Regions from separate parts of the Homo sapiens genome. Here region 1 is linked to region 2. A link is an interaction called in ENCODE POLR2A ChIA-PET data of the cell type or tissue named here. Cell type or tissue: endothelial cell of umbilical vein. All regions are shown on one strand. Links, peaks and the distances in the headings refer to the core of each region. The heading gives the core; the rest is flanking DNA.

Region 1 (12,469 bases), core at 3,441-7,440, 55 kb before region 2:
GTACCTGTGTGTGCATATATGTGTAATGGTGAGCATCAGTGATTATATGGAGAGAATAGAAATATAGGGAACTAATTTATGCTTAATGGATGCTATTAAAACTGTATAATATTATGCTATTTATGAAATAGAGTAGTACAACAAAAGGAGAGAAATCACAGTTTTAAATATGTTTTCTTTTTTTTTTGGTTTTGATGTAGTTAGCAATCACTCCTATCCCCCCAACCCACCTTTTTCTGTCATGGTCACTGAATGTTTACCTCTTGTGCATTTTTGGAAAGCATGTAAAAGAGGATATGAGCTTGCATTTTTTTTCTCTTCAAGATGACATTTTAGTTTGTATAAATATTACATAACTTAAGTTCAAACTATGTGAGTGAAAGTATGTGTGCTGTTCATATTTAATATGTTTGTTTTTCTTACCTGTAGTTCATCAGCAATGCTGATTCAGCACGTGTGTGTGTGTGTGTGTGTGTGTGTGTGTGTGAGAGAGAGAGACTTATTGAAATTATATCTCTGATATCTCTTGAAGCCAGCCATTTAAACGAGTATTACTTTCAATATATACAGTTACGCTAGTTTTTGTTACAGGTAAAAGTTTGTCCAGTTTAATCAAATATGTAGAATTCTGTACATCTCATTGCTGAGGCATAAAGAGGTTTCTCTAGATTATGATTATTTTATTTCTAAGTAAAATTTACTTAGCTTATGAAATGAATAAAATTTATTGGGTTATTTTTTTTAAAGTTTTCTTTAATAGTATAAAAACTAATATTTTCCTGATTATTTATTTAGACGTTTGAAAACTCTGACTAGTAGGGCTGCTATAAAAGGTTTCAAAACTGAGTTACAGATAATTTACCATCAGTATTTAACTATAGAGAAAATTGTGGGAAATGTCCATGAATACTGAAATTTAATAATCTAGTTTTATGTGTTCTATTAGTAAACTAGGAAGTAGGGATACAAAAATCTTTGTCTTTTGTTTCATATGAGCAAAGTTGGATCTGCTTAAATGTACATCTTTCATTCTGTCTAATAGTAACAAATAATCACAATCTGAAGCCAATTTAGATTTAGTGGGATGAAGTATGTGCCCCTAAAGTTCAAGTGAAGTCTATTTGACTACATTTTCCTGTGCCTGTACATTTTTTCTTCTATACTCAAGTATGATTTTCTCAAATTATTTCTATGTATATAGCTGAGTATTTGAGAACATTAAAGGGTATGACACTTGTGTAAAGGGAGTTCTTCTTTGGATCAGTTTGATCAGTGACAGGTGGAGAAAGAACCTTATTTTGCCTATTTTAGTTTCACAAGGTACTGTTAAAAGCAAAAAATGAGGCTTGCTTTTCAAAGTTTTTTTTTTAATCACACTTGAGGAGGCAATTCTTCTATTTGTATAAATATTTTGTGCATTTGAGAGAATAGTAAATAAAATTCTTGTAGCTATCTCAAGGGATGTAATAGTCCAGTCTATTTAAAAATCTTTTTAGAAAGGAAACCATAAAGGTATATAGCTATAGCCCACATTTAATGTGTTACTAGAGACATTTACCTTTTATTATTGGTGAGGTATATTTAACCTGTTTCAAATAAAATGTAGATCCCTTAATAAGGTCTTTTTTCATACTTGAGTGAAATACTAAGTTAGGATTATAAATGACTCTCTGCATCATTATGTAGTAATTTAGGATTCACCCGATGATGTAACAAAATTAACAACATAATTTCATTGTGAAACTGTGTCTTATTAAAGAACAACTGTCTGACATTCTCTTACAGTTGCTTTATTTAACTTCATGCAAATATTATTAGTAGTGACATTTTTCTATTGTGCATTAGATTCTCTCATTAGCATGATGTGTTAGTTATCACCAGAGAAATCATTTTTTAGATAGGTGAGGGGCAAACCAAGAAAGCTAAAAATTAAATCAACGATTTACATTAATACCAGAGCGTCTGCTCACCAGAGATATGACAGAGTAAAAGCAAACTTTCTTACTAATATAAAAATCTAGCACCTTTCAGAGAAATGATAAATAAAATATAAGAAATGTATAATAACATTGCTAGAATCCATTTAAAACAGTGCTCAATATGAATTTTCCTCAAGAAATCTTTTTTTTCTATTCATATAGGCCAACAATCTCAGTTTCTGGAATCTATATTTTTAAATGAAAATGTTTTTGTCCCCCCCCCCAATTTTTTTGAGTATTTATTCACTAGTCATTTAAAAGGCATATATATATATAGTATTACAAGTCAGACGCCTAGTTGTACATTGTGGTTTGGGTCTTCTTTATAGTTCATACAACGCATTTTTATTCTAAACTCTGTCCCACTCAAATAGACATCCCTTTTTACATAGGATGTATATTCTTATTTAATCAAAGCCCTGAGTAAAGCAGCTGATAGTTAATGGTCTTTGAAAACGACTTTCATTGCCAGGCATCATCCATCCCTAGCTTGCTTTCTGCAGTTTTCTCCATTTTTTACTCCCTTCCTTACAGTTAGTATGTTTGGATGATCTTGTCTTACTAAAAAAGGATTAAATTGACTAAACTTGTGGTCTTAATGCTAAAATAAATATTTATATTAAGAGGCATGCAGTTTTAGCCTGTTGAATTACTAGGCTACGACCTCCAATTTAGGCCCCTCTTAATTTGAGTGGTAATATGTTTTATTTTTAACAATAGACATATATTCAAATATAATTCTCAGTATATTGTCTGATAATGTAACACTAAAGTAGGAATATTTGGGTATTTGTATTTGTTAAGATACAAATTGTAGCATAGAGACAGGTGCTTGGTTTGTCCTAAACTTTGAAGGTCTATGGATAACATGCAGACTTCACATAAGAGATACCGTCTCATTTGTAATGCAGTGGGAAAGTAACAGTTTATATATATGGTATTCTATGTACATGTAAACGTTAACGCAAGTAAAGCATGCACAAACATATTCTCAGGTGTGTATTTTGTATATGTTAAAAATCTGTGCACAAATTTGGAGTTTATTTTCAACATGATTCATTTAAATGAATTTGAACACAGTAGGTGATCGTTTTGAAATTATTTAATTTTCTCACCTTTCTGTCATCTGCAAACAGGTCTATTATGTTTGTGTAATTTGTAAAGCCTTTTGCTAAGGTGAGCCAAGTAACTGCAGTTGAAAAATAAATCCCTCTAAGGTGCAGATATCTTATCTATAATTGTAGGTATTTTTTATAATTATATTTATGAGTGTATATTCACATTCACTGATAAATCCAATTATTCATGCATAGCTTTATGGAAATCTGATTAATGCAGTGACAGGACAGATTTGGGCTGCCACAGCAGCACATCCTCCCACTCCCATGTCAGGGTTAAGAGCCACGGCAAATCCTCCCTGACTAATTAGATGCTGAGTAAGGCATCTCTGAGAAGTTGGGGCAGAAGTGAATGGGTCACAACCAAGGCAGGATTGCAAGGACTCCAGTGATAGTGAAAGCATTCAAGTTTGCCAGGTCGTTGTGACACAGGGAGCTGATTCCAAAGGAACAGTCCGTTACAGATAGTGAGCTGGCGTCATCCACTTGAATGAAAAACACAAATTCTGGTGCCTCCCTCTCTCTACCTTGTATGCATTACACACACTCACTTAAAAAAAGTTGCATTGGGCATCTGCCGTCATCTGTCTGCAAAGCTTTTGAGAGGATTTTCCTTGTAAACGTGAATAGCTAATGATTCTGTATAGCCCAAGAGGTATTTTCTGAACTTGGCACTCTAGATTAGCACATATATCAAAAGGAAAGAGGAAAAGAAATTGGAATTTGTTTTTAGCTTGTGTCTATAATTTGAACCTTAGTGTTTGAATCGATCTAGGAATTAACTCCTTTTTCCCCCCAGAGTGCTGTCAGAGAACTTTGTGGTTGTAGAGAAAACAGAGTGAATCGGGTAGGTTGACTTTTTCAGTGAGAGAAATTTTCTGTGGGATTCCCTGCTTGTTATTGTCCAAAGAACATGGAATATAATGTTCCAAGATTTCCTTTCACGGTAGGTTTGGAGCCTGGTTTGTTATGCGTGTAGAAATAATTCGCCATTTGAAAATCCTCTTGTACCTTTGGTGGTACGCTTTTGTGGTCTGTTTATGGTGCTGCTCAGTGACCACCCTTCTCCAGACCTTGGTCAGAAGATTGTTTGGGGGTCCTAGGAAGTGATGGATCTCACTACTGTCTGCCAAAGCTGATGCCATTTTTTATTTCCAGAAAAGCAGCTGGCTTCTACATTTTGCTGGGCGATCTTCATCTACTGTAAGGACCCTGGAGACAGGAGAAAGGGAGTCAAAGACCCTTTCAAGAAACTGACATCTATTTTTAAGCTTTAGAGAAACAAAGGAAAAGAGACATAATTCAGGAACAACAGCCTTTATATCCTCACATAGAAACAAAACATTGGGTAATAGAGGGAATGTTTTCCTATAAGAAAAACTGGTAAAGATGCAGGAAAAATAAGATGAAAAAAATCTGCTAAGCAGCTCAAGGTCTAAGAAGTTTTAAAATGTGCAGATGGCATCCCAGAAATGATGTCTGGGGCCATGACATCCAGGGTCCCCACATTTCCTCCTCATTGAGCCTGACCTGTACTGCCATCTTTCTCCCCAGGTTTAAAGAAAGTTTAACGAATAGGAAAAATAAAAGTATTGATTATTTTTTAATTTGTGCGTTCCCTGTAGGAAGCCTCGCAGATTTCACAGTGTACATTCAAACCCTCAGGTGAAAAATTTATGACTGGAGTTCATTTGGGTGGAGACAGTGTGCAGTGTCATTCTGTTCAAATGCTGTATGTAGCATTTCATGCCACGAAGTGCAGAGATCAGGAGAAGAGAGGAATCGCTGTATGTTTTCTTCATTCATAGAGCTTTCTTTAATGGAAATGCTTGTGGAAAAACAACACATTACTCAAATTGGCTAGTTTAGGAACCAAATTCTCAACTTATTAATCATCATTCCGATTAAAAAAAAGAATTGATCCTTTAACAACAAAATAATATCCTTTTGTTTTTCTTTAATTAAGCCCATCAGTTTTTCATTTCTCTCTGTAAAGAAAATGAAAATAATCTTGAACAGTAGGAAGTTACTCATTGAAACAACTGATTCTCTTGAGCATATCTGACGTCTTATTTACTCAATGCTTTTGAACTGTAATGTTATTTCGCTACTGTCTTTAGGGTTTATGTGTCATTGAGTGGTGTTGATTTATAAATCTCATTCATATTTGGTTGGCAGAAATTTACTTAATGACCTAAATACAAGGTTATTCTGTTCCTATTTCCTTTCTCATAGAGGTAATTTCTTTCTCACTTTATTCTCTTTTCTTCTCATCTCTCTCATTCTGAATTCCTCCTTACTTTCACTGGCCCTTTTTGCCTTAATAGAAGAGAATTGAAATGCACCTGAAACGTAGCAGTAATTGAATAAATACCCTTTTGCCAATACATCATTCTGGCAGAGGCATGAGAGAGAGGTGCCACCCTCAGGTGTGGTCCTCTGTGAGTGCTGACAGGACTGTCTCGAGTGTTGCTGTAGAAGGGTTCTTTGAGTAAGGGCATGATAAAAACGTGTAACCAGGGGCCCTGGCTTATCATTCAGAGGTGCTGAAAGGCAGCTCAATTTGATCCTTAGCCTGTATAAGAAAGTACTTAGTTGAAGAGAGATTTTGCTTTCCTTTTTTCTTCTTTTAAAAACCTAATTCTTGGACTTATTATTTTGTGCAGTTAGACTTCTACACGAGCTTATTTCCCTACAAGAAGGAAAAGATACCAAGGGCAGTGCAGTAGGTTGAAGGGATGATTCTTTCAGACAAACTGCAGCTAGTAAGAGTTAACAGAAACATTTAAAAAAGGACTTGAAATGATGGTAGGACCAGTATTAATGGATGGTATTATGAAATTAAAATTTAAAGCATGCAGTATACATAACACATGAGGAGGATTCACTCTTGTTTTGTATTTAATAAATTTTAACCCATTGTCTCACAAGGCATACAGATTGTTAAAATTGACAAGACTGAAACATATTCTGTATGGGAAAGACATAGCTTTCAATATTGTTACCTGCTGTGCTTTTTTGAGACTGTCATGAATTTTTCAACTTTATTAAGGTGTCTTTTAGTGGCTATTGGTTCTCTAGACAGTTCTTCAGAACTCACATTTTATGATCGGAGTACCTGAACTGGGTGTCTGAAAAGGAAGATAACAGGTTAGTGAACGTTTTACATGACAACAAGTAATTGCTTTCAGCTGGCTTAAAATAATAACAAAACTAATATTAAAATGAGAATCTCCATTAGAGGATTTTAATAATTTTTTTCCCTTTCCATTAACATTTAAATCAAGAAGAATTTCATTGATTTAAATCATTAGGGTGGCTATTTGGGACACCTGATCAGGCATAGATTAAGAAAGCTGCCCACTACTGCGCCCTCTGCCAGTGCTGGAGGTCAGTGGACATGGCTGGGATGTCACCGGCAAGATATGGGGAGTAATTATACACTGAGCATATTCATGAGAGTGTCCCTGAGTGAGAATGCCTGCAAACATTCTCATTGTTGACCTCATGCCAGAACCTAACTTGGAGTCAGCGAGTTAGCTGCTGTTTAATATTGCTTTTCTTTTATTCTTTCTTTTTTAGGTATAAATATTAGAGTACCAGAAAGAACCAAAACCAAAGTCTGGCTGTAAACTTTGTGGAAGGACTTACTGTCTTGAAAGTACTAAAAATCCCATATTGCCACATTATGGTAGTGCATTTATATGTAATGCGTAGACATGCAGAAAGTGTATGCCTGCTCCATTGGTTGGCTGGTGACAATTAGGTGACTTAATTCTATGTATGTTGAGGATTTGCTAATGACTTCCTCAGAGGCAGTGAGCCTGTGGGTGGCTTTCCCCAAAGAGGCATTCTCCATCCTAAGAATCTTGTTGTAATTATTCCTTATACTATGCTATCTATATAGCCTTTTTCCTTTCTTGACTATAGCTTTTTGGTGAAACTCAGTGTCATTCATTGGAAAATAGCATGATGGTTTCTTATTTTGTGAACTGCCATTTTCAGCAAGTGGGAGACTACAGCTTACTTCAGATAAATTAGAATTGCGCTAGGATAGAGACACCAGGATGAGTCTCTCTGACTCAAATTTCAGATGTCTCATTATTTCCCTTTCTAGCAACTTTTGTTTGTTCTCTTGGACAACTTTGGAAAGTAATCATGGGACTGAATGGAGCTTAAAATATGTTACCAGTCCTATCATGACTAAATACTCTTCATTGTGGAGAGGAGTTTTTTCATTTTTACTTTATTTTTGTCATCTATTATAATGTAAGTAGGAAGGGATAAGAAGAATTCAAACTCCAACATCTGGGAGAGCTTGTTTCAGTAGCCAGCCGGGCAGCCGGAAAGCTGGCCTCATACAGGTGAGATGTGTTATGGGAATAAGGGCCTTGTGCACTTAATGAACCCTGCCTGCCTGTCAGCCTGGTTTTTCATGTACCATTGTTGTTCAAATAAGAAAAAGAGAGTGTTCACAGCCTGTGGTGAGATTAGAGTAATGAAAATGAAGTGTTAATCTGTTGATAGGAAGCACATCCCATATCCTGCATCCCGGGCCACATTCATGCGTGTATAATATATTCCAGGTTTTCTCATGACCAGAAAAGCTTGGGTGTTCATTATATTGAAAACATCCTTTTAGTAAAAGTGAGAAGTTGGTTGTTTTAACTTGTGTAAACAGTTATTTTAAATAATTTCTTAATAAACCAACTGCTGCTTACCTTCTGAGTATTCTGATAATCACTGTTCCTGTATGTGCCAGCAGTCCTGTACTTTTGATCTTTTAAATTTTTTTTACAACTGCAGAATGCCGAAAATGAGCTTCAATATAAGCCTACTTTGAGATACTCTTTTCTCAAAGTAGGCTTAATAGAGTGATTAATAGAAGGAGTTAAGTGACAGTAATACTTTTCTCTCCATAAAACACAGATTAACTAAAACATCCATTATCTCACACTTTATTTTTCATCTTAAAACAATTAAGTAGAAACAAAAATTTGTGAATTGTGAGTCTTCCAGAACTGCTTTACATATTTGCAGTCAGCTGCCATGATGTGAACCTGAGGAGACCAGCTTAAAGCTTTGGTCATCACATCATGGTAGGGAATTGTGTATTTCATAAAATTCTCTTTCTAAGATGGTATAAAAGGCAAATTAACATGAATGTAATGAAGTATATACTTTCCTTAGAATGTTTGTTTTAATTTTTGTTTTTTAAATGATTTTACTCAGTAATTAGTTGAGAAATTTCCATTTTTTTTCCCTAAAGCTATATACTTAAAAAAGAAAGAAAGTAAGTTTAGTCTTGGATTACAACAAGGCATTTTAAAGAAAGTAATGTGAACACTGGTTCAGTGCCCTTTATATGCAGGTCATCCTATAAGATCATATCTTTCAGATGCATCGTAAGAAATGGTTTGAAGAAAAGTGTGAAAGGGGTGCGGAGAGATAAATTAACAACTGAGTTCCAGGTGTCTATTTCTAATTGCTCACATTTCAATCATAATGGAAATTAAGGAAAAATGTTTCCCATAAGAAATACACTGTCATTCAGGCCTACCTAAGACTGCCTTTATGGAGTTCATGTTTACGGTATTTTCTTTTTTTCTATTCACCTAGGAGTTAAGGAATGCTACAGTATGATCATTATGATTTTGTGAACTGTTTACTTAAAGTTGTGCAAGTTGCTAAGAATCAAGAGAATTTGGGGATTAAAGTCCGATTGTGAAGTAAATTTGGCATATGTTCAGGGATTACATTCTTTAGGTAAAAATGGAAGAAAAATGCTTCCTTTCGGAAGGAAACACCTTAAAAACTAATCTTTCAAGCATGTGGTGCAATGATGAAACATAATGTAAAAACACTATAGTATAGTTGATCCAAATTAGTTGGCATATGACTGGTCATAGCCTACGTACTACAGTTTGCATGATACGTAAGCATTTCTGTACTGTAGTAATACGTCAGAGATAGCCTGTTTTTAATATAGTTGGATGAAATGAGAAGGCCGTTGCTTCCCTCTGCTAAATAGGGTATTTTTAATTGGTTTTTAAAATCCATTAATAGGTAGAAATGCTGTGTCGTTGTGATTGATTGGGAATAATGAAATGTAAAAGATATTCTCCTTGCAATTGCTTTCATGTAAAAAAAAAGTAGATATAAAGAAGTGCATGGTGACTGTGTCATAGACATCTGCTTTTAGGTAATAATCATTTGTAAAGAAATATGCCATGACTTTTTGGGTCATTTGAACCCATAATAATGTCTATTTAATGTAAGTATAAATGTCAGATGGTGGCATACATGTGGAGTCAGTAAAGATGAATATTTGCTGTGATAATAGTCATGCATCTTAAATGTTGACTTTTAAAATATACCTTGAAGACATATCCTATTTTCATATTACAGTACATTTTCACTTAAGTACATGATAGCTCTAGAAAGGAAGTGTGGAAGTGTTAACATGTGAAGGAACAAAATCTGAGTAATGCTTTGACATGAGCATCTATTTTGGGCTTCAGAGAAATAGGTGGCTGATTGAAAACCAATGTAAAGATTGTTGAACCACTCTGTAAGGCTGGGTCATCAGTTCTGGATTTACTATTTTAAAAAACATTTAATTATGAAAATGAGTTTCCTTTGGTTTGCACGAATGTTTCATTGAAATGAAACTTGCTTCCCATTGTCTTATATTCTGTAAACTTGTGAAATATGTATTTTTAAATCTCTGTTCTGAGAACACCCTCTTCTTTTTTTCCCAGAAACTCTAGAGTAGTATGACATTTTAAGGAGTAGTAGTTGTCTAAAAGGGCCATGTGGAGGTAACAAAAATTAAAACAAGTAGAGTGAGTCTAGTGGGAACTGTGGTGGACCAGAAAGCTCATGTCTCAACCACAGTGAGGTAGCTGCTCCTTGGTTCCAGCCGATTGTTACCAGGTGGGAATGCACGCCCAGTTTGCCAGATCCACTGCTGCTGCTTTATAATGATGAGCCAAAAATCCAGATTTTTATGTGAAATCTCCTGATTTTGAAATCTTGGCAACCTATTCAAATATTTTAAAAACTGTGTGGTCTAAACAAAACTCATCTGCAGGCTACATTCAGCCCTCTGGCTGCCAGATAGAAACCTCTGTTTTAGATAATATTTTAATGGATGAAGATAATAGTTTCATTGCATGTGATCATTCATCTTGGGAATTCCCCACTGGGATCAACCAAATTCTTCATTTTTTCCCCTGTGATTAGAAAAAAAGTTTAGTAAATATATTTCTGGTGCTGATAGTTTTGATGTATAGCTTTTCTCCTTATGACCCACATTTAAAGAAAAATCACCTGTGTGGGCAAAACAAAAAAATAGTCAAATAATTTAAATAAAGGTAGAAGCATAAGGATTTTAAAATAATAAAAGATTTCTGAATTCTGAAAATAATCCCATGATTTGTGTAAGTAATTGATGTAGATGAAAAGCCGAATTCAACTATAAAAAGCTTTTCGTCTCACCTTAAAGCGGTAGATTCTTGGCCCTGAATCTTTGTGGGATTGCTATAATTTACCAAGCAATTGATTATGATGTCACAAGGAGGAGATGGACCACAAGGGGGAAAACTTCCCCCTACTAATTCATGCAAGGCCAATATTTTATACCTGCTTCAAGAAAACATTATTTATATTGTATAAGATGAGGTTTAAAATGCCTGTCTATATTTTTTGAAGGGTCTCTTTAAAAGAAATTATCTATTCATAATTGAAATTCTCCAGGCAAATCAGTTATCAGCATTTTCAACAGAACAGGTAATTAATTGGTTTGAATTTCAAATTGAAGGTCATCCTGTTATTGATTTTCGTGGGAAAAGGAAACAAGAACATCCTGTTAAAATGATCTGCAAATGGGGCCTAGGTATATCTAGGCTCTTTCTAGGGTCTTGTTTAACAGCATCACTGAACAGTGTCAGAAACCAATCAGAAGGGAGCCATTTGTGTTTTAAACATAACAAGTTGTTGGTTTGCTTCCAAAACTTCAGAGAAGAACTCAACTGGAGAAAAGACCAGAGATTAACAGTTTGTGTTAGAGTAAGTCAGATATTTCAAATCAAGTGCTGGTGCAGCTTGTAAGGAAACATCTATAAATGTGTCAGAATGATGCTGGTATGCCATGTTCAAGAAGTTCAGCATCAACACAGCTGTGACTTAACGCTTTCAGAAACCTTTCAACTGGGAATTAGATAAAGTATCTTTAATATAAGGGGAGGGAAGCACTGAAGTAAAAGAGGTAGCGAATAATGGAGGATAAAAGAATATACCCCTTTAGATGCTGTTAATTTTTATAAAATAACATTTGTGCTTTGTGTTTGCTAGATAGTTTTATTGTTACATATGCTAGGCTATTTCAAAGCATTCATTTCTCTCCTCTGCCGTGTTTAAACTTTTTGAGAATGGTGTAATGTAAAGGTAACACAGACGAAGTGGGTGGCAGACATTTTGCCTTTCTACAGTAAACCGAAATTAGTATCATTTTGGTGGTTGAGGGGAGACAAGGTGTGGTTCTGTGGCCCAGGCTGGAGCACAGTGGTGAGATCTGGGCTCATGGCCAGCATCCACCTCTCCCGCCCAGGCGCAAGCAGTCCTCTTACCTCAGTCTCTGGAGTACCTGGAATATAGATACACGCCACCATGCCTAGGTGATTTTTGTATTTTTTGTAGAGATAGGGTTTTGCCATATTGCCCAGGCTGGGCTTGAACTCCTGAGCTCAAGCGATCTGCCCACCTCAGCCTCCCAAAGTGCTGGGATTAGAAGCATGAGGGCACCACGCCCAGCCAAAATTGAGTAAGTATTTTAATTTTAGCTGCACTAACTAGGTTGGAAACTTAATGCAGCTTCTTATGGTTCAAAGTAAAATTCTTAATAAAAAAAAAGGGCGGGGGAAAGCCTTCCATTCTAAATACCCTGGAGCTGTTAGTGCAGTTATTTCTAAGTTGACATACTTTTGTATAGGCATGACAGTGGCACCAACCATCTACATTAAGCCTTAACATTCCACAGAGCCATTTCAAGTTTATTATGAGCTTCAAAGCCTGCACATCCCTAAGAGAATATCAAGTTTAAGCATGTCACTTTGCCATAGTCACAGTTAACTTTCTTAAAAAAAAAAAAAAAAAAAAAAAGTGCCTTTTCCTAGGCTGGTTTTCTACAGGTTATCCTTGAAAAATTTCCCAGTTCAGTACAGTCATTTTTCTTACCCGTTGTTTCTGCCCCCTTGAGTTCTGTAGATTTATCCTGTTGGTGATGGTTGGAAACTACCTCCAAATAAAAGTAGTATTGGTCACAATTTGTTGAAAGGTCTATGACTATGTAAGTATCCCTTTGCAGCTTTA
Region 2 (12,469 bases), core at 3,134-7,133:
CAAATCTTTACTGGCATTTTCCAATGGTCCTAGGAACCCGAATAGGTATAGTTAATGCTTCTATTAAACCATGACATATGATAGATCAGTGAAGATTTAGAGAAGAGTGTAAGGAAAAACTAAAAATAGTACCCAGTGGGATTGAAACATTATGCATGCTTTCAGTACTTATTTGATAGAAGAATCTGTTTCAGAAACCAACTTCTAACAAAAGCAGTTGAATTACACAATTATTATATGTTTTTAAATTGTAGTTACATATTTTTATTGGAGTCATGGTCCACAAATTATAAGGTTAACTATTATCATGTATCATGCAGAGGAGATGAAACCACATCAAAGTTTCCTACCGTCCACTCTAAGCTGCAGTTCAAGTTTCTAACACGTTTTTGCTTCTTATAAGTGGATGAGCTGATCTTCATTTCTTTTTCCGTGGTATCTGATTTCTTTCTGGTTGTTTCTGTTTAAAGAAATATGTACTGCTTATAGGAATGATAATTTAAGCAGTTAGAGAAGAAGTAGTTCTCTATTTGTGCAGGTAGATGGAAGGAACACCTTGCCAATGCATAACATAGTATCTCACATACTTTAATTCCCTCAATAAGTTATTGTATTTTAAAGGTAAAAGACCAGGACAGAGAAACAACAGAGGGCCTGATTCTACTAAGAATTTATAACTGTTATAAGATCCTCAACCAATTGGAAGTTGCTGTCTAGTGAGATGTGCATCTCATTTGCTATTTTGCTCCAATTCACAATAGCCAGTACTGTTTCAATAAAGGAAAAATTTAGTTTACTCTGCTAGAACTTTCTCTTGATCTGAGGGAGTTGGATAGTTGGATTATTTGAGGTTAACATACCTTAGCACCTTTAGGGCAAAATGTAACCTGGGGGTGTGATAGAATATTCCATCTAGAGGATAAGGAGTTTTAGATTATAAGGAAAATTACTCCCTTAGTGGGCTCTTCAGGAACAATTTTTTATCTTGTGGTTGGTCACTTTCAATATATGGCAGTTGCTTTCCATTATATTCTCAGGCTCCAATCAATACGTACAATATTATGCAACTTATAGTTACATTATAACCAAAATATGTCAAATGTGGTTTCTGAGTGGCTGATTTACAGTAAGTCTTCCTCAGTCCCCAAAGTGGGTATTATGACTAATTTAAACTTTCATACACCAAAGCAATTTTTTTCATATGAAAATCGTGTGTCTTGAGGGGGGTGGGGTCTGTAGAGACAGAAGGAACAGTAAAGCACTGCGTCAACTTACTCACATACAGATTGATCCATTGTCATCTCCTTTGCATCTCATGGATTGTTGTGAATTATTTGCTCACCCTGGGAGAGACGTGCTCTGAATTATAATAATTTAAAATCTGTGAATCTATTAAAACCGTATTTGTAGCTCTAAAAAAATTGATATTCACTGGGCAGTTTGCCCAACAAGAGAAAGTCAAAGAGATTACACACTTACCCTAGGTAACAGCAACCACCCTGCCAATTCTTCCTTTGAAAGAATACAGCAGACCCAAATTATACATCTGTGGATAAGGGGAGACAAGAAAAGAACTCAATATATCAAAATCAGAAAGTAAATTCCACAATAATGGCTACAATAATGTTTCAAGATGGTATTTTAGCATAGGCCTAGTCATTGAACTAATCATAGCTTAGAGGGGTTTAAAATTGTTTAAAGTACATCCTGACGTTGTTAAGTATGTTTACCACTCTCACTTGAAATCAGAATATTCACTCATGTATGGTATACCCTGAGATCATATCGGAGAATGACAATGACTGCATTGTTTGGTGGAAAAAGTGAGGCCCAGAGTGTCACAATGGTTTTCTGATTTCTCATCTAAAGGTCTTTTCATAGGATACTTAATTAACACATCGAGCTCCCGCGGTATGCCAGGGGCTGGCAGTGTAAAGATGCATAAGAAGAAGCTAGGTGCAGTGGTTTGTGACTATAGTCTCAGCTGCTCAGGAGGCTGAGGCAGGAGGATCTCTTCCAGACTAGCCTGGGCAACACAGTGAGGTCTCCCAGTGAGGTCTCCTTCCTTTAGAAGAAAAACAAGGTGCATAAAAATAAGCTGGTCTTTCCATGGGAGCTTCGCTAAATGTGATCTTCCCGAAGGACAGGTTTAGTCCTGTTCATCTTTCAGGTCTCAGCACTTACCATTGCGTCTGGCACTTAGTAGGAACGTACCTAATAATTGCTTGATGTGATAAATGCCAATCTTTGTGCCATGGAATCACAGAGGACAGGAAAACCAAGGAAGAATTTAAAAAGGGGATGGAGTTTTAGTTGAGTTCTTGAATAGTGTTTTGGGGTGCAAATAGAGTGGAGAATAGGTAAGCCCACCTAAAAGATGCTCTCCTTGAGGGCAAGAATAAAGTTGTGTTGATCTTTGTATATCCTTGTATCCAGCATAGTGCCCCATACATAGTAGGTCCTCAAAACATATGCTATATTTTTTTCTGTATATAAACTTGAACTATACCTTTCTTAACTTTCATATTACAAATGTGGTAAATGTTTTGGTTTCAAAACATTTCTTGTTTGATTATATCTAAATAATTTATGCTAGAAAGAAAATGCTGTCAAAAGGCTATCTCATTTAATTTAATTATGTCAAGAAGAAGTTGAAAGTATTATTTGCTCAGATAATCCTCACTTTCTGATAATTGGAAATCGACTTTCTTGGACTGTTAAGGATGACCACCTCAAATTACTACATTTGGCACTAAGTGGAGAGTCCCACTGTTAATTTTCAATTAACTACAATGTTGATTATCTTGTCAGTAACAATGCTTTAGTTGTTTTTACCACCTAATCTCAGTTGAGGAGATCATGGAACTAACAAGAGCTTGATTGTGGATTTTATTCTTGTATAGGCCGGTTAAATTTGCAAAAGGAAAAACTCCTTGAATAAACATAGACAGCACTCCAAATTTTGGTTAGCTGTTAAATAAATGGATGCTATTATTACAAAAGAGGACTTGGCTAAAGAAGGTAGATCATCACATCTCATTACCATTTGGATAAACAACCAAAACATGTATTCTAGTGACAGTACTTTTATAACATCGGCGTGTGTGCGTGTGTGCGTGTGTGTGTGTGTGTGTGTGTGTGTGTATGTGTATCTGAGTGATGTGTGCTTTTCTGAAATTAGTATTTAGCTTTTTAGTGGAAATAGGAAGCCTACAGTGTTCTTTATTGGTTTTAAATTTTTTCAGAGTGTAATATCACTCTGGTACTAGTTCATAACTATTTGAATTTATCTGTGAATTTTTTAACTGTAGACTGAAGCAGAAAAAAAATCAAAATATGTCAGGCAAACAAAATGTTCAGGTTGAATAATGCTAACTACATTTAAGTGAATTAGCACTTCCTCAAAACATGAAAAATTTGTTAAGAATATATTGCTTCAAAACGTGTGTGCATCTGGCTTTGTATAGATTAGTGTAGACTACATTTCAGATGGGCGGCAAAACAGATATATTTGCTGTTTAGATACCATGTTTAAACTAGGAAAACAGGTCTGCTGGATGTGTGTTGAAGTGTTTAGCTCCAGAATCACCCAGTGAGTCTCAGTAATGAAAGCTGACCTGTGGTTTCTTGAAAGATGTTTTTACTTAATTGCCAAGATAGCTTAGATGTTGTTTACTGTGTTGTCAGTTGCATTGTAGCATTTAGAGAATTGATAGTGTTGGTCGGTAACCTTTCTGTGCGTGTGTTTTTAAGCTGTTGTTTCTCTCTTTTAATGAAGCACGTTAAATATCTTTAATGCCACCTACCTGCTTTATTGGAGGATTCATGATGTTGAGAAAAACCAAATAAAATTTCTATATAGAGTTATAGGAGAGAACATTTGCAGCGGACATAGCAGAGATCAAGGGAATGCCAACATTACCAGAGTGAAGAAAACAGAGAACTGAAGATGAGACCAAAATCAGATAGATAGAGATGCCCTCTGGCAAACTATAGCTCTGGAGGAAAGTATGTTAGAAGGTAGCTCTTCATAGAAAAAAAAATGTATTTTATGGGAAAAATATTCTAAAAAACCCACATGATCTCCTATTTATTGAAATATGAATTCAAATTTTATACAAGAAATAACTCATTGAAAGTAGTTGTCAATGAAGTAGTTATTAAAATTACTGTGTTTTAACAAATAAATATCTGCATTGAAATGGCACAAGGAAAAAAATGGGGATAATTTACCAGATAAAATTTTAAAGATAGTTTCTTTAATATTTTTAATCCTGGAAGTCCTTATTGCAAGTATGACTGAAAAACTAATCATGGAAATATGTGTTTTTTTCAATTAGTTACAGATGATTTACTAGGAGAGGTTCAACAGGTAGGAAGTATTTGTTTACAGATCGTTTAGGATTATAATTTTTAAGAAATGAAATGCCTACTTAGTAAGGATCATGTTTGTAATGATACTAACTCCAGAGTGCCTAGATCCGTGCAGTTCCAGGGCTTGGTTTCAGAGGAAATAAATTTTGTTCTGATTAGAAAATTAACTTGCATTATGCATTTTCATATCTCTGAATCAGTCTTGACTATAAATTCATGATGCTAGTCAAATATTAAACACACTTTCATGCTTAGTAGCATAAAATAGTGTCAAATGGTAAAATAAGATGGTAAGAACTGCTCAACCTCAAAGAATTTACAGGTCTAGTTTAGGAAATTTGCTGTGATTTCTCTCTCTCTCTTTCTTTCTTTCTTTCTTTCTTTCTTTCTTTCTTTCTTTCTTTCTTTCTTTCTTTTCTTTCCTTTCTTTCCTTTCTTTTCTCTCTTTCTCTCTCTCTCTCTCTTTTTTTTTTTTTTTTTGAGACAGAGGTTCACTCTTATTGCCCAGGCTGGAGTACAGTGGCACGGTCTTAGCTTACTGCAACCTCCACCTCCTAGGTTCAAGCAGTTCTCCTGCCTCAGCCTCTGGAGTAGCTGGGATTACAGGCATGCACCACCATGCCTGGCTAATTTTTTCTATTTTTAGTAGAAACAGGATTTCACCTTGTTTTTCAGGCTGGTCTCAAACTCCTGACCTCAGGTGATCCACCCGTCTTGGACTTCCAAAGTGCTGGGATTACAGGCGTGAGCCACTGCACCCGGCTGAAAGTTGCTATGATTTCTAAGGTACTTCCTTAATTTATAAAGAAGTTACAGGTCTAGTTTAGGATAGTTGCTGTGATATCTAAGGCACTTCCCTGCTTCTGCCATGAAGCATTGTGCTAATGCTGCCTATAACCTGCCTATTCTGAATTTAAGATTCACTATATTCTGAATCTAAGAATAGGCAGGGTGTAGGCAGCATCAGCACAATGCTTATGGTATAGGTGAAGCATTCTGGTGCTCACATTTCACGTGGACATGAATTCTGAGAGTTTATTCCAGAGCAGAACAGCGTTTTCAGCTGAGGACAACAAAACCTTCTCCTTATTGGGTCTCTTGTAGATCCCCTGTTTTTTTTTGTTTTTGTTTTTTTTTGTTTTTTTTGTTTTTGTTTTTTTCCTGAATACCCTTATTGCCCCTACTTTTATTTTCCTTTCATTTTTATGAATCTGTCATTGATGAGCATCCTACCCAACACCAGACCAGATTAGGATACAGGCAGTTTACAGGAATTTTTACCGCATAGAAACCCTGAAGTTGTAGTTGCTTCCTACAAGGCCAGAAATTCTCTTCAGTGTCCCCAGACAGTCTCAGCTAAAAGGAGAGAGGCCTTGAGCAAAAACTTGGTATAGGCTTATGAGTCAAGACCATGGTTGGATGCAATTGTAGTGGAATTTCTCTGGATAGGAAAGTTCTGGACCCATGAACTTGTGGTTGGGAGGGGTAGTGAGAGTCAGACATTCTGGGCAAAGTGCAGCATTAGGGAAGATTTAGCATGCCTCTGAGCAACAAAATATGTAGATGCCAGCCAGGGAAGGACTGGCGTGGAAAGGAGGGACAACCTTGGGACTCTGAAGTATGTTTAGGAAATCAATAACGTGGAGCATTCCCTATCAAATTCAGTGTTTGAGATGAAATGAATACTGATGTCACAAGTCCAGAGTGTCATTTTTTTGTCGTGGTATTTCCCTTTACATTGGGAAACAGGAGGAATAAAGGCCTATTATTTCGAGAAGCAGGATAAAGGTGGAATCGAGGATCAATGGAGGGTTAAGTTTTCATAACTAATCTCTAATAATAATGGCACGTTAGTTGGGTTAGCCCTTTTCTTGCCAGGGGCTTACCTCCTCCCTTGTTTTGGACCACACATTTAATATAGCAAGACTTTATAGGTAGACTCTAGGCAAGTTTCTATAGGTTTAACAGTACATTTATTCAATGAGGAAATTACTTATTAAGGCAAAAATTTATTTGGAAAAATCTGTTTTCATGTGTCTGCTTTCAGATTTTTTTCTTTCTTATTAAGTAAGGAAATAATATTCACACCTGACTCTTTAAAATTTTGTTCAGTGGATTAGATATCCCAGCAGGCACATTTGAATTGACGCTATTGGACATTATTACTCTTTCTGAGATTTTTGAAATGCTCTTTTGTGTTTTTTACCTGTGTAAAGTCACCGGAATGCAGTTACAGAAATACATAATTTTAGAGCAAATATTCTAAGAACTAGAATATTAGTACCAAGAATATCATAATATTAGAGATCATGAAGTTCAGTCCCTTCTTTTTATAGTATAGTCCAGAATCACAGAGCTGGAATACATAACCTTCTTGGTAAATTAGAAAGAACTCATATTTGTATTAGTTTGAAAACAGAGTGGGCCAGGCATGGTAGCTCACGCCTGTAATCCCAGCACTTTGGGAGGCTGAGGCCAGTGGATCATGAGGTTAGGAGTTTGAGACGAGCCCCAAGATGGTGAAACCCTGTCTCTACTAAAAATACAAAAATTAGCCAGGGACGGTGGCGGGCGCCTGTAATCAGCCCAGCTACTCGGGCGGCTGAGGCAGGAGAATGGCTTGAACCCGGGAGGTGGAGGTTGCAGTGAGCCGGGATTGCGCCACTGCACTCTAGCCTGGGCAACAGGGCAAGACTCCGTCTCCAAAAAAAAAAAAAAAAGAGTAAACAGAGTGGAGTGCCTATGGATCACTGGAATTGAGCGAGCGAGTAGGGGAGGTGTTAGGGATGTTATTGATGAAATCACTTGGCTGTATAGTGAAGCAGATGAGATAATCAGAAAGGGTATAACCAGAATAGACTGTAACCTCCTTGAGGGCAGATCATAAGCTTTCCTTTTTCTATTGCTACTACTGTTTAAGGCACTTACTGCAGGTAATAGCAACTTTAAAAGCATTTGTTTAAAATTATAATAAAAACACATTGATTTAGTAACCTTTTAAGAATGGTGTTTCTAGAGAAGGAAGCAGTAGAAAGTCTCCCTGATTTTATGCCATCAAATATTCATTCCTTTTTCTGTTTTAGGTAGGATATTTTCTCTTGTTTTATTTTATTTTTTGAGACAGTCTCACTCTGTCACCCAGGCTGGAGTGCAGTGGCCTGATCTCAGCTCACTGCAACCTCCACCTCCTGGGTTTAAATGATTCTCCTGCCTCAGCCTCCTGAGTAGCTGAGACTACAGGCATGCACCACCATGTTCAGCTAATTTTTGTATGTTTAGTGGAGACGAGGTTTCACCATATTGGCCAGGCTGGCCTTGAACTCTTGACCTCAGGTGATGCACCTGCCTTGGTCTCCCAAAGTGCTGGAATTACAGACATGAGCCACTACGCTCAGCCCGGGTATTTTCTCTTGTGATGAGTTAAAATCTGGCCAATTACCTCTGACCATGCCTCATTGTAATCAGTATTTATTTTAAGGTATGACTCCTAGAATTTAAATAAAGTATTGGCGATGTGGTGTAATTAGTGTAGAGTAGAATGAGACCTTGCCCTGTTGTACACTTCATAGGTTTGTTGTGTTTACTTTTTTGAGCCATATGCTCTAGAATGTTTTAAATATGTAGCATCACATCATCTACCATTTAGAGGACCAGAATATCTATTCTGAGTACACAAAGTAGACTCATGAACTAATATGTGAATGTTTTCCCCTCTGAAGGAGAAATATTGGGAGTTTAACAGCTTGAGTAGAAATTTCCTTTTGAATGGTTAACCAAACTGGTATCACTTTTAAGGTCCTAAATCCCAATCTGTTTTTCTAGGGAAACATGTTGGCAGCTGTTCGAAATAACTAGTGGTTTAAAGACAATTGTTAGTGTGGTTTTCTACACACTTAAAGCTTAGACCTGCTCTGTCACTTGTCTTTGATGCTAAGGAGTTGTCTAAGTAGTTGAGTTAAATAATTTCAGATTAGTTTTATGCATTAAATGGTTTGGTTTTATTTTTAAAAACCTCTGTTATTATTTAACTCTGTAGTAGACATTTACAAAATAATTTTTCTTATGTGTATTTACATGGACATTAAAAACATCTTAAGAAATTAATTTTATTGATGTTTTTAAGTTCAGGAATGTTCTCACAACAAATCACACACACACAACACATGTAGTCTTTAGAAATAGACATGAAAATAAGATCATTAGATGTTCATGCCTGCTTAATAGGAGTCTCCAAAGCAATAGAAATATTAATATATTGGAACTCTGATGGAGGGAATCCCTGAGTGCAGAGAGGAAACTGATAACACTAAACTTTAATGGCCTCGGAAATTATGAGACAGAGGACTCCAGAGTCTTCTATAATACATACCTTAGCTTTGTTTTCATCTCTGGGGAACTAACATACAGCTATATAGTATACTGATCACTTCCCCATATACTATTGAAGTCAGTCTCCAAGTAAACTTGTGATTTAGTAAGGGCAGGTGGTACATGCTGTTTTATAAATGAGGAAACTGGTTGAGAGAGTTTATGTGGTTTATCCAAGTAAGTTCAAACAGTTAATAAGGACTAGCTATAGTAAGACTTAAAACCTAGGGTTTTTTTGTTAGAAGATGAGTATATTACCCATTACATCTGTTCTTCTGATGATACAGGAATGAGGTAAGGGCTCACACCTTCTTTCTCTCTAGGAATGAAGAAAGGAACCCCTAGGTTGTAAAATCAATTTTACCACATGACGTTGGGAAGGTTAATTGCTTTTCTTGAGCCTCAGTTTCCTTACATTTAAAATGGGAATAATGGTATATACACTTTAGAATATTTAGGATTAAGTTAGATCATCTACAGTCATCCTTCAGTATCTGTAGAGAATTGGTTCCAGGACCTCCCTCAAATACCAAAATTTGAGGACGGTTTAGTTCCTTATAAATGGCATTACTATGCATATAATCTATGTCCATCCTCCCGTACACTTGAAATCATCTCTATATTACTTACAATACATAGTATAATATAAAATGTAAATACTATGTAAATAATTGGTATACTGTATTGATTTTTAAATTACTATTATTTTTATTGTTGTGTTGTTATTTTTTTTTCCTGAGTATTTTCAATCTGCAGTTGGTTGAATTCATGGATGCAGAACCCACAGATACAGAGGGCCTATTGTATAGCAGTCATATTGGCTGGCACATTCTGTGGAAACTTAGTTTTTCCCCCTTTTTGTCCTTTCTCTTTTTCTGCTATCCAATAAAGTTTGGCTTTGTTTGTGAAGGCTAATTATAGTCCGTGCTATTGGATACCTTAGGCAGCTTATGTTCTGCTAAAGAGTAGGAGGTGCACACATAAACAAGGAACTAATACAAAGTGGTATGTATTTTTTTTTTTTTTTTGAGATGGACTTTCGCTCTTATGGCCCAGTCTGGAGTGCAGTGGCACGATCTCAGCTCACTGCAACTTCTGCCTCCCAGGTTCAAGCTATTCTCCTTCCTCAGCCTCCCTAGTAGCTGGGATTACAGGCGTGTGCCACCACGCCTGGTTAATTTTGTATTTTTAGTAGAGACAGAGTTTCTCCATGTTGGACAGGCTGGTCTTGAACTGCCAACCTCAGGTGATCCGCCCGACTCGGCCTCCCGAAGTGCTGGGATTACAGGCTTGAGCCACCGCGCCCGGCCCCAAAGATGTGTAATTTTCAAGGGGAAGTCCAAGACATTGTGGGCAAGGGATGCAAAGTGCTAGTAAATAGTACAATTGGAGAACAACTAATTATGGGGTCCCTAGTGTGAGTAAAACTTATTTGGGGGTGAGATGTTAGATTTGTAAAATATTTTGCAGGGAATAATTTGGCTGAATACAGATATTAACTGAACATATAATTCTGTTTCAGGCATCTATTTGGTTGCTGGAGGTACAGTGTAACAAAGTCCTTTCCCCTTGGAGATTATATTCTAGTGGAGAAGACAAATAGTAAAGAACATATAAGATAGGGAGTATAATAAGGGCTATGAAGAAAAAAGCAGAGAATAAGGGGATGGGAAGTGAGGCTAGAGAGGAGCCTGTTATTTTACATCGTGTGGCCAAGAAAAGCAACGCTGAGGAGATGACAGTTGAGCAGAGAACTGAATAAAATGAGAGAGCAAGCCCTGCACAGATCAAGGGAAGAATATTCTAGCAGAGAGAACAACAATGACAAAGACCCTGATGCAGAAACAAGCTTGGTAATTTTTTTTTTTTTTTTTTTGAGACGGAGTCTCGCTCTGTCACCGGGCTGGAGTGCAGTGGTGCAATCTCGGCTAACTTCAATTTCCGCCTCCTGGGTTCAAGCGATTCTCCTGCCTCAGCCTCCCGAGTAGCTGGGATTACAGGCATGCACCACCACACACAGCTAATTTTTGTGTTTTTAGTAGAGATGGGGTTTCACCATGTTGGCCAGGATGGTCTCAATCTCCTGACCTCCTGATCTGCCCACCTCGGCCCCCCAAAGTGCTGTGATTACGCGTGAGCCACTGTGCCCGCCGCAAGCTTGGGATTTTGAGAAGCAGCGTGGTTGCCAGTGAACAGGGGTCCTGAAATTGCAGAAGGGCACGATGAAACGGAGAGCCCTTTTACATGGCGGTACAATAGAATTTGACTGTAATACTATTGTCAGGGCCCTCTGCATTAAGTCAGTGCACGTGTGTGCATTCACATGCCCCCCCCCGCCATCCATCTGCCATTTACCCACACCTGTCCATCTATCCATCCATTCAGCCATTCAGCAAATATTTATTGAGTACCTCTCTTAAGTTAGCCACTGTTCTAGGACCTAGCTCTCAAATGAATTCATGCTTAAGTTTAATCACATTCAAAAAAAGAGACAGTTGCGATGATCAATGGTTTGTGTATCGGCGTAATGTATTTTTCTGATCCTAGTTGATGATTTTAAGACAATGTAAACTGTCACCTTAAAATCTAATGTGTCCTTCAGCCATTGCTTTTTAGAGGGAAAAGAGTGTAAGAGAAAAAAGTTGGGTGGGGGGTGTGGGCATAAGAAAGAGTGCCTTCAACATCTGGGTAAAGAGAGCACTGGTTATTTGGTAGCTGGATTGTCTGTTCTGGGATAGTTGGTAAATTAGCTGTGAGGCAAAGTACAGTCTTTCCTTAAGAGACAGACCAAGTTGTTTATTGATGCTGGGGAGGAAAAGGGCTGGGCACATGCTTATAAGACCTATGATCTTTCCCAGAATTTGGAAGGATAAGAGAATTGTTAAGAATTTGACATTGGAACTGTTCCCTCTAATTGTGGCTTAGACCATTTGATGGGAAAAAAAATATTAAGGAATCCAGGAGGTGATATGCTGAACAATATGGGGACTATTCACGGTGAAAACAAGCATTTACCCAAGCATTTGACCAGGGTAATGTGTGTTTTAGTTTCAGGTAGTAGAAACTGAAGTGGCTTTGTTTCACAGTGACATTTAGGAACATTGACTAAAATATACTGGGCTGTTTAAAGTTTTGTTTTCTTTTTTCCCCCTCTCCCTTACAGTACTCCCCCTGACTCCAAATTCTCCAGCCTTATAGCTGTTTCCATGTTTTGAGATTACTGCAAAAACACTTAATGGCACACATATGAAAATTTTTGTAAATGTCTAAATAGTTTAACAATGAAAATTTTCACTCATTCTACATGTATTACTGATTTGGAGAATTTCTAAATTGCTGCACAGTTTTATTGCAATGTAGAGATGTCCCCATTCCCTTGCAAATTAGTAAATTAGGATCTCCTTCTACCTCTGAGTGCTATGGATGCCATCCCTTCTCTTGTCCCGAAATTCCGGTCTATTATTGAACTTCTGTTTATTCTACTTAGGGGGTTGATTCCTTTAAAAGTGTATTATTACATATATTAAACATAAGAATTTTAGAAAATCAGAGATTACAAAAAGCAGGAACATCATCTGTAACCCTAACTGGCCTGCCCTAAGATCAACACACCTATGTATCCCAAGTAGCCCCCACAAATTATGCTTCAGGTGACATCATAGTATGATATATAATATTGATATGATGTAATGTCATTGATGCATTTGTGTATTTGTATGTCTGATAT

The links. ChIA-PET counts read pairs that join two places held together with the same protein. Peaks named below come from ENCODE experiments on the same cell type or tissue, not always from the same donor. Only the 100,000 strongest peaks of a DNase experiment are listed, where the experiment ranks them.
Region 1: POLR2A ChIA-PET joins it to region 2 with 5 read pairs; 2 of 35 experiments call an interaction of 5 or more read pairs at or near these places.

The regions. Positions count from the first base shown.
Region 1 is chr9:16,713,236-16,725,704 of GRCh38, reverse strand. The region is part of intron 3 of BNC2 (basonuclin zinc finger protein 2); the gene reads left to right. Among named protein-coding and RNA genes, the nearest start is that of BNC2-AS1, 7.3 kb to the left of the region's middle. In endothelial cell of umbilical vein, for the core only: no CTCF peak of the experiment used is centred there; DNase peaks (open chromatin) are centred at 3,554 and 5,044; H3K27ac peaks cover 2,591 bases.
Region 2 is chr9:16,657,756-16,670,224 of GRCh38, reverse strand. The region is part of intron 3 of BNC2 (basonuclin zinc finger protein 2); the gene reads left to right. Among named protein-coding and RNA genes, the nearest start is that of BNC2-AS1, 63 kb to the left of the region's middle. In endothelial cell of umbilical vein, for the core only: no CTCF peak of the experiment used is centred there; no DNase peak of the experiment used is centred there.